2 separate regions of the Mus musculus genome follow, and region 2 is linked to region 1. The links are chromatin contacts, found by Hi-C or POLR2A ChIA-PET in ENCODE. All regions are on one chromosome and are shown on one strand. The core of a region is the stretch at or near the end of the contact, and the rest is flanking DNA. Distances in the headings are between cores, read along the strand shown.

Evidence for each region. A loop is a pair of places that touch in the nucleus more often than their neighbours do. ChIA-PET counts read pairs that join two places held with the same protein, here RNA polymerase II (POLR2A).
Region 2: a loop to region 1 is called in a map of T-helper 17 cell, with 3 times the contacts of the local background. The contact joins the promoter of 9330133O14Rik here to the promoter of Map1lc3b in region 1. A Hi-C loop is called at or near these places in 1 of 37 maps with a recorded cell type or tissue (T-helper 17 cell). POLR2A ChIA-PET finds 5 or more read pairs at or near these places in 1 of 5 experiments (Patski).

What each region holds. Positions count from the first base shown.
Region 1 is chr8:121,586,759-121,594,686 of GRCm38, reverse strand. Map1lc3b (microtubule-associated protein 1 light chain 3 beta) reads right to left here and starts at 4,249. Exons shown (of 4, transcript NM_026160.5): 1 at 4,123-4,249; 2 at 1,142-1,197. The coding sequence starts at 4,162.
Region 2 is chr8:122,438,903-122,446,830 of GRCm38, reverse strand. 9330133O14Rik (RIKEN cDNA 9330133O14 gene) reads right to left here and starts at 3,175. Exons shown (of 1, transcript NR_045696.1): 1 at 355-3,175. It overlaps Mvd (mevalonate (diphospho) decarboxylase), which reads left to right and starts at 3,409. Exons shown (of 10, transcript NM_138656.2): 1 at 3,409-3,537; 2 at 6,579-6,649; 3 at 7,079-7,193; 4 at 7,308-7,454. The coding sequence starts at 3,465. It overlaps Gm51557 (a long non-coding RNA gene), which reads right to left. Exons shown (of 3, transcript XR_003947483.1): 2 at 6,559-7,928; 3 at 6,135-6,384. It overlaps Gm20735 (predicted gene, 20735), which reads left to right. Exons shown (of 3, transcript NR_015497.2): 3 at 1,190-1,563.

The sequences.
Region 1 (7,928 bases), core at 3,000-5,499:
CTCCACACATGGTGGCAAGCAAGGAGGAGGTACCCACAGGGAATGCCAGCTCTGGGTGCCACACATCCGGGGCTGCGAAGCAGCCTCCATGAGAACAGAGCAGAGAAGGAGTACTCCTGCACAACACCAGAGCATGGGGACATCAGGGGACGTCCCTGCCGCTTTTCCTACCTCACTGTCCTGAGACGGGCTGTAAGCAGGTCCCAGCCCCTTGTTGGGAAGCCACACAGTGACACTTCACCCACTCCCTAACTTCTGCTTTATTCTCTAGTTTGGGAAGACAGATTGGCTGGTCTGAAAGAGGCCTCTGTCCTCAAGGTTTGCAGCCTGGAAGGACTGGGAGCCACCACTGTGGCCACCCTGTTCAAGGAGCCCAGCTCTCGCGGCTCTTTCTGCAAAGATCCCATAGCTACTGTAGGAGCCACTGGCTGTGCTGAGACCACAGCTCACAGGAAGCCGTGTGCAAATCCTGGCAGGCTCAGGCAGCTGTGCTTCCTACAAGTAGGTCGGGCAAGCACTACAAAATGAAGGACGGTTTCAGTCCAGGAAAAGCTACTCACAGCTCGGCCCAGGAAGCACACTCCAGGAAGCCCCACCCCCAGGTGAGGACGGACTTGGATCTGTCCAGCCAGCTCAGAACAGCATGCCCCCCCCCCCGCCCCCCACAGCAAGAGTCTCAGCCCCTTCCCTTAACAATACGCCTCTTTCAGAATGGAACAGGGCTGTGGAGAAAGCTGCACAGGGACATGCATGCAGGACACTGGGAAAGAGGTTTGATACCAGAATCTCCCCAGAACCTGGGGTCGAGCTGGAGAACAGCCATTTTAAGCAGTGGCCTGTCCATGCCTCACTCTGCATGCGGCTCTGTGTAAGGTCTAGAACCGGGGCACAGGATATACAGGGTACTGAGTCCTTTCCCATAAAGCAGCCATGCCAGCACTGACTAGCATAGGAGTCATCCTTATTTCCTTAGTGACAGCTGGAGTGCAGTTCAGTCAAGCCCCAGCCCCACAGAGAGAAGACACAAGGGTCTGACCCGCCTGCCCCTTTTCCCTCTGCTCAGATCAGGGGCCTGTGGTTTCCCGGGACTCCTGGGGGCTCCTATGGGGTTAGGGTCCCCTCTTGCGGCAGGAGAACCTACTGGGATCTTGGTGGGGTGCTGCTCCCGGATGAGCCGGACATCTTCCACTCTTTGTTCTGCAAGAAAGAGACATAGTGACATCAGGGGCCATACTGCCAGGGTCTGCTGGGACTGTCCTATGTGGAGGCAGTCAGTGGAGCTCACCAACATGGCCCAAGGGGTAAAGCCCTTGTTGCAAAGGGGCTGCTAATCCAGATGGACAGCCACACAGAACAGGGTACCTGTATAACCTGGGGGGCAGGGGTGTCTCTAGACCTCTTCCTTGACAACTTTTTTTTTTTTTTAGTTTTTCAAGACAGGGTTTCTCTGTGTAGCCCTGGCTGTCCTGGAACTCACTCTGTAGACCAGGCTGGCCTCGAACTCAGAGATCTGCCTGCCTCTGCCTCCCAAGTGCGTACGCCACCACTGCCTGGCCCCTGATAACTTCTATCATCGCTTTTTGTGATAGGCTGTCCGGTACCATAGCTTAGCCTGGAACTCAGGTAGCTAAGGATGACCTTGAACCCCATGCTGTGCCCGAGGTCTTTGGCCAGTCTTCTCTTCATTTTCAACACTGTAGCAAGCTTTCTGCACTGCAGGGTGCAAGCAGCTGGCCAAGCCACTGGGGATGGACTTGGCCTGCACCTTTCTCTACTCTAAAGCACTGGCTGAGCCCTCTGCCCCATGTCTCCGTCACACCACAGATGGGATGGGGCCATCTATACACAGGGCTCCCTGCCCCTTCCCAGAGGAACCCTCCATTGTACACCTGCCTACCACCTCAGGGTTTAGTCACTGCACTGATTTCATTCTAACAAACAGCCACTTACACACCTGGCACACTATGCTTCCGGCCTTCAGAGATGGCTCAGTAGTTCAGAGCAGCTTCTCCCCAGGAGGACCCAGGCTCAGCTCCCACCACCCACAGCTGCTCAGTCACCTATAACTCCCTTTTCTGACATCTATGGGCACAAGGCATGCACAGGGTGCAGACATGTATGTAGGCAAATGAGCCATACAGATAAAATGTAAAAGAAAAAGTTAAACGCACAGCACCTAAAACCCGGCTCGGCAAGCTCTAGGCCAGCTTGAGCCACAAACAAAACTTGCCAGGCTGTGGTAGCACATGCCTTTATTTAATCCCAGCACTGAAGGCGGATCCCTATCGGAGTTGGAGGCCAGCCTGATCAGGGCTACATAGAGAAACCCTGTCTCAAGAAACAAACAGCCAGCCAGGCACAATGGCACACCTTCAATCCCAGCATTCAGGGGACAGACGTGAAGATCTCTTGAGTTCAAGGCCAGTCCGAGCCACACAATGAGACCCTGTTTAAATCAACCAACCAATCACTGACAGCAGAAACCCCTTGCCTTCATTGAGATGGGAGCAGGGCCAGAGATCTAAGGGCAGAAATGGTTAAAGCTGGTAAGAGGAGACTTGCAGGGTCCACCACAACTATAAAGGGAAAGTCAGGAATAGTTGTCTTTACTAAAGCAAACAAGGGTCCAAACTGAAGGCCTAGAGGATCTGCCCAGCCCTGGCTGGCTGTAGGGCCAGGGAACTAGGAGGCAACCTGCAAGAGCTGAGACACTTTTTAAGCAGACAGCTGTGCAGAGGCCAATAGCCTGTACTGAAGCCACCTAGGTGTGTAGTTGAGAGGGAGGGTCTCGCTGCATCATCTCCAAGGCTGGGACTAAAGGCGTGGATCACCACCCCTGGCAGCAGCAATGCCTTCACAGGGATGGGAATTCTCCCCGGGGCTATTTATTTAGGCTGAGCAAACAAGCTTTCCTGCGGATACACACCCAGTAACCTGGAGTTTAGGACCGTTTTGGGGGTGGGGAAGCAAACACTGGATCACCCCAGAAAAACTCAGTGGAACCACTTGAGAAGCCTGAAATCACGTGATCAGTTCTAAACTTGGGAAATTGGGCGCGTCCTTCTAAGAATCTGCAAGCCTACACGGGCCTCCTGGCTGCCAGTCTCCTTCCTTACAGCACTGGGGATGATCGCTGCTTACTGGAAGTGTAAGAATTTATAACAGAAAGCTAATGGGACTCTGCCACTAGGCGGACCCTGAGCTTCACCGCCCTAAGCCCCACCCAGGTGCTTCAGCTACAAAGGGTCGGTTTGGGGTGAGCCCTACCTAAATCCATCCACCTTGTAAACATTCCCGCAGTCTGGATAGTGGAAACTCTAGAGCTCCAACCTAAATCCCTCCAAACTCACTGGAAAGGAGCAAGACCGGTCCTGGCCTCCTCAAAGGGGCCGCTTTGAACATCTGTGTGGGGAACCTCTCAACTGTCAGTGCCCACCAGTTTAGGTCCAATAAAGTCAAAAAGCAAAGGAAAGCCGCAGCAATCGGATGCCCGCGCTTTCTTCAGAATAGCTGGGTTAGGGAGAGAGGGAAGGCAATCTAGAGAAAAACAATCGCAAGCCAGATGGAGCTTCGGAGAGATTACCCCCGGCCACTCTGGGGACCCGCGTCAGAGCTAATGTTTGTGCACGGCTCATTTTCCCCAACCCACACTCCTTTCTTGAGGGCTGTTCCAGAATAACTTAAGATCAGTACAAGCAAACAAAACAAAACAGCTGTTAAGTTTCCGTTATGAGACAAAGGCCACCCCCCCCTCCACACACACACATATGCCCAAGACGACTTCGGGTGCAAAGGCGGCTGGGTGCTGCTCCGAGGCTTGCGGGGCGCCCGGACCTGGGGCCCACGAAGGACACAGCCAAGCGCGCAGAGCCTGCGGTACCCTACGCCACCGGGGTCGGGCCTCCAGTCCCGCAGGGGACGCCGAGCCCATCGGCGACCGACGGCCAAGGCGACGCTGAGCACCCGAGCTACCCCGGAGACCGAACCCCCCCGAGACCAATATCCCACTGGCTGCGTCGCTCCGGGCCCCGCCGGGTCTCGGCCCCGCAAGACACCACCGGCGTCCGGGCATTCAGCGCTCCCGGCACCCGGATCTCCCATCCCCGGGCCCGCGGGGCTCACCAAAGCTCCGGCGCTGCTTGAAGGTCTTCTCGGACGGCATGGCGCGCGGGGGTCCCGAGCCAGACGATCTGACTCCGGCGACGATCACTTCCCTTGTGTGTGTCTCAGTCCGCAGCCGAGTCAGGTGACTCGCGGCGCGTCACCGAGGGTGGGGCCGAGGGCGGCCCCCGAGAGCGGCCATGACAGGCGTGGCGGAAGCTCGGCGGCGCGCAAGCGTGCACGCGCCCAAGCCATGCGCCTGCGCCTACGCCAGCTACGCTGGGCGCTCGCTGGGCACACGCTGGGCGAGCATCTGTTAACTGTCTGCGTGGGTCGGGCGCTGGTGCGATGGAGTCCTGCAGACTTCATTCCCCTTCAGTCCTTGCATGATCCAGCTGGTGGTCCAATGTCCGCTCCCTTGCCGCTGTATTTGATATTCCTAAATTCTACCCACCCCCAACCCAAATAACAAAAAACTGACTTGTGGTCTTGCCTGCTAAATCTTTACGATTATGGAGACGTCTGGAGACTTATGGTTGGATCTGATCTTGTGGCTCTTCCCCTGCGAGTCTTGTGCTGCCATAAACACAAGTATTTACTCCTAAGTCGAAGTCGCAGAGAAGCAAGGTCTTAGGGACTACAGACTTGTCACTGGAGGGCAAGATCAATGACTTGTTCCAGCAAAAAGAAAGACGATGACAACACCTGCTGTGCAACCTGTCCACTCTCTCTTCCCATAAAAGCCCTTTTATGTGTCTGAGCTTGCTGAGCATGGAATTTGAGGGGCATGGCTCACCTATCTTTCCAGGGTGCTAGCCCATGTGTGCCCTCATTTCCTTACTACCACCTATCACGTTTTTTGTTTTTTTAGATTTTTTTGGTTGGTGAGCAATCAGACTGTGTCCAGGAACTGCAGCAGAGGCCTGATCCCGACAGGATCCACCTTGGAAAGCCACAGAGCACAGTTCTGTCCCAAGAGCTTTATCTCAGCTGTCCCTTCTCAGACAGATCCTTCTACCTCAGGTGACCCCAGGGTGGCTTTATCACAGGCATGTCCTCACTTTGACTCCTGCTGAGCCTGGGCCTGATTACAGGCTAGGACAGGTTTCAGTCTCCTCAGGCCAGGCCAATGGTCAGTCAGCCACGGTTTAGCACTTTCTCTGGGCCTCAAGCTACTTCCTATCTTCAGTTTGTAGGAGCAGGTGACAGACAGGTCTAGAGTGTGGAGCAGCCACCTCACCCCCATCCCACCCCCAGTGATGCCACATCTGAGCCAGCCTTGTGACCCTGCAGACCTACCACCTGACACTGTACTATCCCTACAGCCCAGACTTCCTCCTTTAAATGGAAATAACCTTCTTCAAGTGCTGTTTGTCCAAGGGATCTTCTACATCTCTGTGACCGGGAAAAGCTGAAAACACATTATGGAGTGAAATCCTGAGGGCTGGTTACTTTCCTTTGTTTGCTTGCTTTGCATTGTTAATTGCCCGAACTTTGTTGTTTTGTATGAAGCTTCTGGTCTGAGGTGCAAGAGACCAGGCTAAAAGTCAAAATGGAAGCCAGATCTGGTGTCCCAAGGCATGTCATCCTAGCACACTGGAGACTGAAGCAGGCTTATCAGAAGTTCAAGGCCAAGTGGGACTCGGTGCCTAGGCCTTTATCTCAGTGTCCAGAAGGGAGATGCAGTCTGGTTTCTGTGAGTCTGAAATAGCCTGTTCTACACAACAAATTCCTACATTGTGAGAACCTGTCTCACAAGGAGAAGAAGGGTGGCACGCATGGGACTGGTGAGATGGTCCGGTGGTTAAGAACACTGGCTGCCAGAGAAACCCTGTCTTGAAAAACCAAAAAAAAAAAAAAAAAAACAAAACAAAAAAACCAACCACCACTGGCTGCTCTAGTTGAGGACCTGGATTTGGTTCTCAGACCCACATGGCAGCTCAGCTGTAACTCCCACTCTGGGGGATCTAACATCCTCTTCTGGTCTCCTCAGGCAAGGGCACACACATGGTACATATGTAAACATACAGGCAAACACTCATACACATGAAGTCTTGAAGTAAAAACCTTTAAAAAAGCTGAGCGTGGTGGTGCACGACTTTAATCCCAGCACTCGGGAGGCAGAGGCAGGCAGATTTCTGAGTTCGAGGCCAGCCTGGTCTACAAACTGAGTTCCAAGACAGCCAGGGCTTTACAAAGAAACCCTGTCTGGGTGGGTGGGTGGGGGGGAGACACAACCAACCAACCAACCAACCAAGCCAACAAAGCAATAAAATTCCAAGGTCACCCTCAGCTATCAGATAACTCCCAAGTCCCTCCCTTTGAGACAGGGTCTCTCTGTGAATCCCTGACTGTCCTTGAACTCTCTCTGTAGACCAGAGCTGGAATTAAAAGTTTGAGCCACCATGTCCATTGTAACCCTATATCAAAAGATAAAAGAATGTGGTGGTGGCACACGCTTTTAATCCCAGCAGTTGGGAGGCAGAGGCAGGCAGATTTCTGAGTTTGAGGCCAGCCTGGTCTACAGAGTGAGTTCCAGGACAGCCAGGGCTATACAGAGACACCCTGTCTTGGGGGGAAAAGAAAAAAAGATGGAGTCACTCTAAAATGTATTGTCCATGCATAAATTAAAACTGCTACAAGCTGGGTGTAGTGGCCCAAGCCTTTAACCCAGCACCTGGGATGAAGAAGGAGGCAGATCTGGCCTATATATAAGTTCCAGGACAGAGTTTTACAGTGAGACCCTATGTAACAAGTTTCAAACAAAACACCACGCCCCCACCACCACCACAAACTGACAGAACCAGGATTTGTAGAACCATTACCCCCAGCAGGTTCTTCAGCTAGCACAGAAGGCTCTAAGATAGTCTGTTTTTTTTGTTTGTTTTGTTTTGTTTTTGTTTTTTTGTTTTTGTTTTTGTTTTTTTGAGACAGGGTTTCTCTGTGTAGCTCTGGCTGTCCTGGAACTCACTTTGTAGACCAAGCTGGCCTCGAACTCAGAAATCCACCTGCCTCTTCCTCCCAAGTGCTGGGATTAAAGGCGTGCACCACCACTGCCCGGCTCTCTAAGATAGTCTGATGTCAGTCAGTTTTCTATTGTCCATCCCCACTTGGGAAGGAAAATGACTTTGGAATGACCTGGATAACGCTGCTGGCTTAGCATGGTGGTTTGCCCGATTTTGATGCTTTCCTCAGCCTTTCTCCTGTCAATAAAACCCCCTTCCTTGCACCTGGCTCAGGAAAACACAGTCCTGGTGTGTGTGGGATGAACCGTTGCCTGACCTCACAACAGAAAACAAAGCCAATTAAAAATGTCAGGGCCCCATAAGATGAGGCCAAATGGTGTGGTGGTCTCGATCTGTGCAAGACTCAGGGTTTGGTCCCTAAAGGAACTAAAGGAAGTTGTAGCTTTTTTCAAATTGTAGCTATATTCTATAACAACAAAGGAGCTACTTACCCCTCCAGGTGTTTGTGATAATAAACCTTACTTTGCTGACATTTTACCAACTGCTGCTGTGTAAGACTTTTTGTTTGTTTTGGCCGGGATTTGGCTTTAAGCCTAGCACTTGGGAGGCACAGGTAGGTGGATCTATGAATTCAAGTCCAGTCTGCTCTACCAAGTTCCAGGACAGCCAGGGAAACCCTGTTTGGTCAAACCAGAGAGACAGAGACACAGAGAGAAATAAGCTTTTTGTTTGTATTGCTGAACTGTACAAAATGCAGGAAAGGCAATGTTTGTGGAAGTGGGCAAAGGGAAGGAGACGCGTCTTCTCCCAAGCCACTCCAGAATCCCAGGCCTCCGTCTTTTCAGTCGAGAGCCTCGGGGC
Region 2 (7,928 bases), core at 1,926-4,425, 850 kb before region 1:
GTTAACACCTAAGTAAGGACCACTGTCACCAGATCTTCCCCACAGACATCCCCATGTCTTGCTGCCCTATGAGCTATACTCAAAGGGGACATACCACGGCCTCATGGGTATAGGAAACCATGCCAATATGTCCTTTCCCCTTAAGTAGCACAGCTTGAGCTGCCAGTCTCATTGCCCACCTCAGGGCCAACACCAGTGCTCTTCTTCCCGCACTCAACCTTGCTTTTATTGTATCCTGCCAGACGACTGACTATGCTGGGTGACAAAAATGCCTTCCCTAGGGGAGACATAAACAATGTCTACCCCCTCTCACTAAGGGTTTCTTGGATAAACTAAGGAACAGTTCCATCAAAGTTCACACGGAGGAATTAACAAGTTTATTTGGCTTACTGATAGAGCAATGGGTAATGGGTTATAGGCAGGAACATGGGTGAAGTCAAAGCAGCCGCACTGGTGGGTCTGCACCCAGCACAGATGATGCCCCACCCCACCCCACCTCCAGTCCCTGTCCCCTGCTGTGGCTATGTAGCTGGACACCTCCCACCCTAGTCTTCCCCACACAAATACTCCAGCTCCTCTCCAAGATGTGACGCTACATGCACTTTTGGCAGAATTGCATACAGCTGTTTGGAAGGAGTGGCTGGCTGCTCAGGTAAGGCTGCCTAACTCCTGAAGATGTGGAAGTTTGGCGCATACCTGTTTAAAGGCCATGTTGGGCTGTGGTCACAGAGGCCAAACAAAGGAGGGCCTTTAGAGGTCGCCCAGTGCAGTGGCCTGATTTGTCAGGGCCAAGTGACAGGGGCCAAAATCCAGGCAAAGAACAAGCCAGGGGGAGCGGGAAGGAAGGAACAATGACTCCTGAGGGCTGGTGCCCAGGAACCCGCACAGGTCAGAGGAGGGCTTGGTGACGACCCTCCCGGCCTGAGGAAGGAAGGGATTTGCTTCTTGTGGCAGGGCAAGGAAATTCCAGCCTGGGGTGGGCCCGACCATTTCTCCTTCCCCTCTGCTCAATGCAACTTTCCTTCCTCCCCTAGTTCTGCCCAGGCCCCAAACCTCCCCTCGGACCTTTGCTACCTTAGCCCCCCTAAACACAGCTGCCAGCCTACAGTCACCCACATGATTGGCTGCGCATGCCAGCCAGCCCTGCACTGAGCTGTTTCTTGTTTTTTTTGTTTTTGTTTTTGACAAGGAACCAGAACCCTTGGATGAAATCTACCTCTCTACCAGTCTCTATGGTTACCCAGGCCGGCCAGGTGCTCTGGAACAACTCTGACCTCTGAAGACTTCTCTAGGGAACTGAGTTCAAAGGGACAAGCGACAGGGGCACAGAAATCCACAAACAGCATCCTCCCTTTTGAGGTTGCTTTTAGAGGTTTTCTGTCCCCAGTGCCTGGGCTGGGAACCACAGCTGCACGTTGGTCCCCTCTGCTGGCCTGTTCAGACCAAGCTCTGAGGTGCAAGCAGATGGTCACTCAGCCCTGGTGGACTCTCCTCCCTTCATGTCTCATGCATGTGTGTATCCCTGACCTAACAGTGAACTTCACAAACATGACAGACATTTACAACATTTGATGAGTAGAGAGATGACCTACTACTGACTCTTAGCTTCAAAGTATATGGGGTTTCAGGTACTGGTGTCCTTCAGCTCATGAGGTGACCTTGGTCTCTGTACCTGATAATGTACAAAAATACCCATGGGTGAAACTATTCATTCCGGAGTAAATTAATTGTTCTCTTCTTTCTTTAACTTATTGTTTTTATTTTTTAGAGACAGGATCTCACAGTGAACTTCTGGCTGGCCTTGAACTCACAGAGACATCCTCCCCCCTTCTTCTTCTTTGGGTTTATTTATTTAGGTTTTTTCAAGACATGGTTTCTGTGTAGCCCTGGAACTTACTCTGTAGATCAGGCTGCCCTGGAATTTACAGAAATCCACCTGACCTCTGCCTCCTGAGTGTTGGGATTAAACACACCACCTTTCTGCTGGTGTGTGTGTGTGTGTGTGTGTGTGTGTGTGTGTGTGTGTGTATGAAGCAGAAAAGTTATTGCAAGAGAAATTGAAAATACGAGCCATCTCACAAGCCACAAGGAAACAATAGTGAACTCCCATTGGTCAGCTGTCAGCCTGACTGACAGGCTGTCTACTGTGGCGCAGAAGGCCTATTCACACACTCTCGCTCTAGCAGAGAGAGCTGAGCAATCGATCCAGCTTCCAAGATGGCAGCCGGCCAACAGCTATCAACATCGCCCCAGGCACATAGCTGCTTGGCTGGTTCATCCACTTCTAGGAATCTACGCAAGCACTCTTATACACAATGCAAGGAAAGTCCGGTGCATGGCTTCCAAGGGGGACGGCTTGAGTCAATTACCGACGGTCTAGACAAACAAGGAAGCTGTTTTGGTGTGCAGCTGGAAAGTGTCCAAGAAACTCAGACGTAGAAAAAGCAGCATGGAAAAAAAAAGCAACTCCCATTCACTGTGTAGAAAATGTCAGCCAGAAGGCTGTGAAAGGATTAGGTACCATCCACACTCCTAGGAACAGAACTGGTGGCCTGGGTGGGTATCGTGTGCTCGCACATCTTCGGAACTCTAAGCCATTCAACAGCCACGATTTTACAGGAGGTGGAACCAGGAAGTTGTATCTGTTTCTGTTGGAGAATGGATGGTTAGTTCTGGAAACAGAGGTGACGGTTGTATCAAGTAAATATACTAAAGGTCACTAAACTGTACCGTAAGAATGACACAGAAATGTGCCGATCCATTTCAGCTACGGAAAAAAAAAAAAAAAAAACGACAAAATTCTTGCTTGTGTGGAGCTTGGGAGAGAAAATGCCCATCTCGGATGCAGTACATCCGCCGGCGCGGCGGCTGGACACCTCAGGCAAGCTGTGAGACCCCAGACTGTGGGACCAGGAGACTGGAGGTTGTGACAAGAGAAGTCAGATTGTGAATGTAGAAGATTCCAGGATGTGGGGCTCGGGCGCGACCTTGGGCTGCGGATCCCTCCGGATTCACCGTCTAGTGAGCTTTTCATGCAGCGTAGAGGCTAGATGCGTATCCTTTTTCAGCTCCGCTGTTTCAGCAGCAGATGGCCCCGCTGTCCCGACGGTCACTCAGGCTATCCAGTGGTGCTTGTGCCAGAAGGAGGAACCTTTGTAAGAAGGAGGCCTCCTACGCCTGCGCAGATACCACCTCCTGCGCATGCGTAGATTCCACTCCCTGAGCGGACCCCGCCTCTCGCTCGCAGCCACGAGCTTGCAGGCACCGGGGGCGGGCTCAGTGTCAGCCGCACATCATTCGATCCTGTCCATAGGCTAAAAAGTGGATCATGGGCTCGGCCTGTCGCCTATTGGACAGCACGGGAAAAGCCCGGCCAGCGGGCCAATCATATGGCAGCGCGTGAGTCTGTAGACACCGGGTAATCGGTGCTGGGCTCTCTAGCTCGGGACTCCAGCATCTCAGTTATGGCCTCAGAAAAGCCTCAGGACCTAATGGTCACCTGCACGGCGCCGGTCAACATCGCAGTTATCAAGTACTGTGAGTGCTGGAGACAACAGTCACCTCGGCCGGGATCGGGGCATAGAGCTGGAGGCTGTAGTCACTGGGACCCCTGGGCTCGAGGGTCGGGTTCCAGAGTAGCTGGGCTGGAAAGGGGATCCTCCAGGCTGGAATGAGGGGGAAGTTCGCCACCGTCAGATCCATGGGCACAGTGGTGGAAATGGGGGTTACTACAACCAGGATCGGGGAGCCTGGGAGTTGGAGACCGGGGCACAGGTGCCGGGATCGATGTGCACAGGGCTGGAGATGAGGGTCACTGCTGCCGGGATTCAGGGTCCTAGGGCTGGAGGGAAAGACCAATGTCCCGGATCTGGAGTAGCTGGGCTGGAGAAGGCTGGGAGGGTAGCTCAGGGATGAAGGGGGCGTTGCCATGCAGGGATCCGAGGGGCGCTGGTGAGGGGCAGATCTTCCTCCCTCCCTGGTGACACTTGTAAACTGGGGAGGTATTGCCGGGACCAGGGCTTCTCACCCCAGTCTCCCTCTGCTCTTCCTTCCACCGTGGTCATTTAGAAGTGGATCCACGCAGCCTGTAGATTCTTGAGTTTGGCTCGTTTCAGTACGCACGCTCTTCCCGAGGATTATCCAGGTGGACGCAGCAGGATTTCATTGCCCACTGTTGCTTAGGCCCTAGAACAGGGGCTCTGTTGTTACCAGGAAAACTGCTGCCACATTTATGGGCAGGTTTTGGTGTGAACTTTCATCCTTCCTAGGAAGAATGCCCTGGCAGCTCTGGGAGAACAAGAGTCAGTTCTTCATTCTGTTAATGATCTGTGGGTTCCCTGGGGTGGCAGTACCCAGCTGGTATTCCCACCAGTGCTACGCCAACCCTTAAGATTTAATTAATTTATTTAATGTATATGAGTACATTATAGTTGTGAACCTTCATGTGGTTGTTGGGGATTGAATTTAGTACCTTTGCTTGCTCCAGTCAACCCCAGCTCTCTCTGGCCCAAAGATTTATTTATTATTATAAATAATTATTATAAATAATTACACTGTAGCTATTTCAGGTGCACCACAAGAGGGGGTCAGATCTCATTACAGATGGTTGTGAGCCACCATGTGGTTGCTGGGATTTGAACTCAGGACCTTTGGAAGAGCAATCGGCGCTCTTATCCACTGAGCCATCTCTCCAGCTCCCCATTTCTTACTTCATCTCTTTGCGGGCCATTTCTTCTTTGCGTGGTTGCTGCTTGGAGCACTTCCATGGTGGCTGCTTTAAAGCCTTTGCCAGCAGTTGCAGCATCTCTAGACACTTCAACGTTAGTGTCTTTTGGTTTTTGTCTCAGTGTGAGATCCTCCTTTTTGGTGTGACATGATTTGGGGTGAGATCTAATGGTTTTCTGCTGTGCACTGAGACTCAAGTCCTATTAAAACCTTTAGCTGGGCCTGGAGAGATGGCTTAGTGATTAAGAGCACTGACTGCTCTTCCAGAGGTCCTGAGTTCAATTCCCAGTAACCACATAGTGGCTCACAACCATCTGTAATGGGATCCTCTGGTGTGTCTGAAGACAACAACAGTGTACTCACATACATGAAATAAATAAATAAATCTTTTAAAAAACAAAGCATAACCTTTAGCTATTGGAGGAGGGACACCACCTCTTTTATGGCAGACAGATAGATACACCTACTTTGTATGATACTTGTTCCTGCTGGGGCTCTGTAGGGTTCCTGCAGGAGCCATCAGGCCTCCTCTGGAAACTGCAGGCCAGGCTGGGAGAAGCATCCATCTGCCCTGTGGATGAAGTCCAGGTGGCCAGCTGAGCCAGGGCAGCCTGCTGTCCTTCAGGGAGGAAAGTGTGGAACTCCCAGGCTAACAGAGCCTTGGAACAAGGGCAGGGCTGAAACAAACAAAGTTTGTCGCACTCAGCTGCCTGGGTTTTCTTGATGCAAGTGTTGCTGACCTGGGACCAGTGGGCAAGAAGAAACCCACATAAGTGTACCCAAAGCCAAGTCGGGCAGTGGTGGCACATGCCTTTAATCTCAGCACTTGGGAGGCAGAGGCAGGAGGATTTCTGAGTTCGAGGCCAGCCTGGTCTACAGAGTGAGTCCAGGACAGCCAGGGCTACACAGAGAAACCCTGTCTCCAAAAATCAAACAAACAAACAAAAAAAAATAGTGTACCCAAAGCCATATACCCTAGCGGTGCCTACATCTGAGGCCCCAGGGTCTTCCTTCCTGTCTTGTATAGGGCAGCTGGGCTTCAGCCTTAGGCCATAGGGCATCCGCTCTGTGTTCTTCAGAGCAGCCCTGTGGTTCCAGGAGAGCTACCTGTGTGCAGATGTCTGTCTGTAGGCAGCAAAGGGTGAAATCACCTGCCCAGTGGGTCTTTTGTTATCGCCTGGCCAAACAACTCCTAATTAGCCAAGCATGTGCAGAAACCCGACATAAGTGTGATGCTACAAGCTAAGAGCTGCGGGCACCCTCAGATATCTGCGCCTCAGGCTTTCTGGGACATTTTTTTTTTTAAAAGATTTATTTATTATTAAATCTGAGTACACTGTAGCTGTCTTCAGATGCTCCAGAAGAGGGCGTCAGATCTCATTACGGATGGTTGTGAGCCACTATGTGGTTGCTAGGATTTGAACTCAGGACCTTTGGAAGAGCAGTCGGTGCTCTTAACCACTGAGCCATTGCTCCAGCCCTTTCTGGGAGATTTGACTGTGCTTGGGGTCGCGGGAGTCCTGGGCAGAGGGGCCGTTCTGATCGGTACCATCTGGGACACGGTCAGGACCCGGACTCCTCTGGGCGGACAAGCAGGTGGAGGAGATAGACCACCAGCCACATAGGCACATGATTCCTGGTAAACGCCCTCGGCTGTATCTGGGCAGTGAGAGAAAGAAGGAGGAAGTGTGAATTAGAAGTGGACTGGTCCCCTACCTCCACTGTGCTCTGGGAAGGTTCACTGAGCTTTGAGTCTGCTGCCAATTTAGGAGGTCTTCCTGAGGTTGTGTAGTGAGAGGGGATGGAGCACTGAGGGGAGGACCAGGAACTCACTGCTTCGGTTGTTGTTTCAGGGGGGAAGCGAGATGAAGCGCTGATCCTGCCCATCAACTCCTCCCTGAGCGTCACGCTGCACCAGGACCAGGTGATTGTGCTCTGGTGGCTGGAATGGGGTGACTTCTCATGGGACCATAGCCGGGCCTGTGTCCTCCTAATTCCCGTTGACCATCCAATACGCGTTAACCCTTGTCTCCTCATCCACACACAGACCCAAAGCCACGGGGTTGGTTTTACGTCCGATTCCTTTACTCAAGAGGGACCAGGTGTCCATGGTTCTGTGGTGAGACAGTGCTCACCCTGACACAGCGCAGGTCAGGCCAGTATGGCTACCCTGAGGGGCTTGCCCACTTCCCTGCTGCCTAGCCAGGGCTGACCCTGGGGGCCCTTCTGACCTTCCACATGCTTGCCCAGGTGGACAGCCATACTGGCCCTAGGTAGGCTCTGAGACCTCTTGGCAGAAAGGGGTGCTTGGCGGGCATTCGTCCTCGGCACTGACCCTGGGTTTTCTTCCCAGCTAAAAACGACCACAACCGTTGCCATTAGCAAGGACTTCACAGAGGACCGCATCTGGCTGAATGGTCGCGAGGAGGACGTGGGGCAGCCACGGCTCCAGGCCTGCCTGAGAGAGAGTGAGTTGGGGTGACCTCTCCCCTCTCCCAGCCCCCAGTTAAATGAAGCATCAGGAGTAGGTTCAGTGCGTCTGCCAACTGGCAAGGCCACTCACTCTGCCATCTGCCCTGCAGTTCGCCGCCTGGCTCGGAAGCGGAGGAGCACAGAGGACGGGGACACTCTACCCCTCAGCCTCAGCTATAAGGTGCACGTGGCGTCAGTGAACAACTTCCCCACTGCTGCAGGCCTGGCGTCCTCAGCCGCAGGCTATGCCTGCCTAGGTGGGTACCTGGGTTCTGCTCTGTGGTAGTAGGGGGTTCCCTGGACTGTCAGCATCCTGACTATCATCTTAGGGTTCTAGTGCAGTGAAGAGACACCATGACCAAGGCAAGTCTTTTTTTTTTTTTTTTGGTTTTTCGAGACAGGGTTTCTCTGTATAGCCCTGGCTGAGCTCACTTTGTAGACCAGGCTGGCCTCAAACTCAGAAATCCACCTGCCTTTGCCTCCCGAGTGCTGGGATTAAAGGCGTGCGCCACCACGTTCGGCTCCCAAGGCAAGTCTTATAAAGGACAACATTTAATTGGGGCTGGCTTACAGGTTCGGAGGTTCGGTTCACTGTCATCAAGGCAGGAGCATGGCAGCATCTAGGCCAGCATGGTGCAGGAGGAGCTGAGAGTTCTACATCTTCATCTGAAAGCAGCTAGGATGAGGGTCTTATAGCTCATACTCACAGTGACACACCCACTCCAACAAGG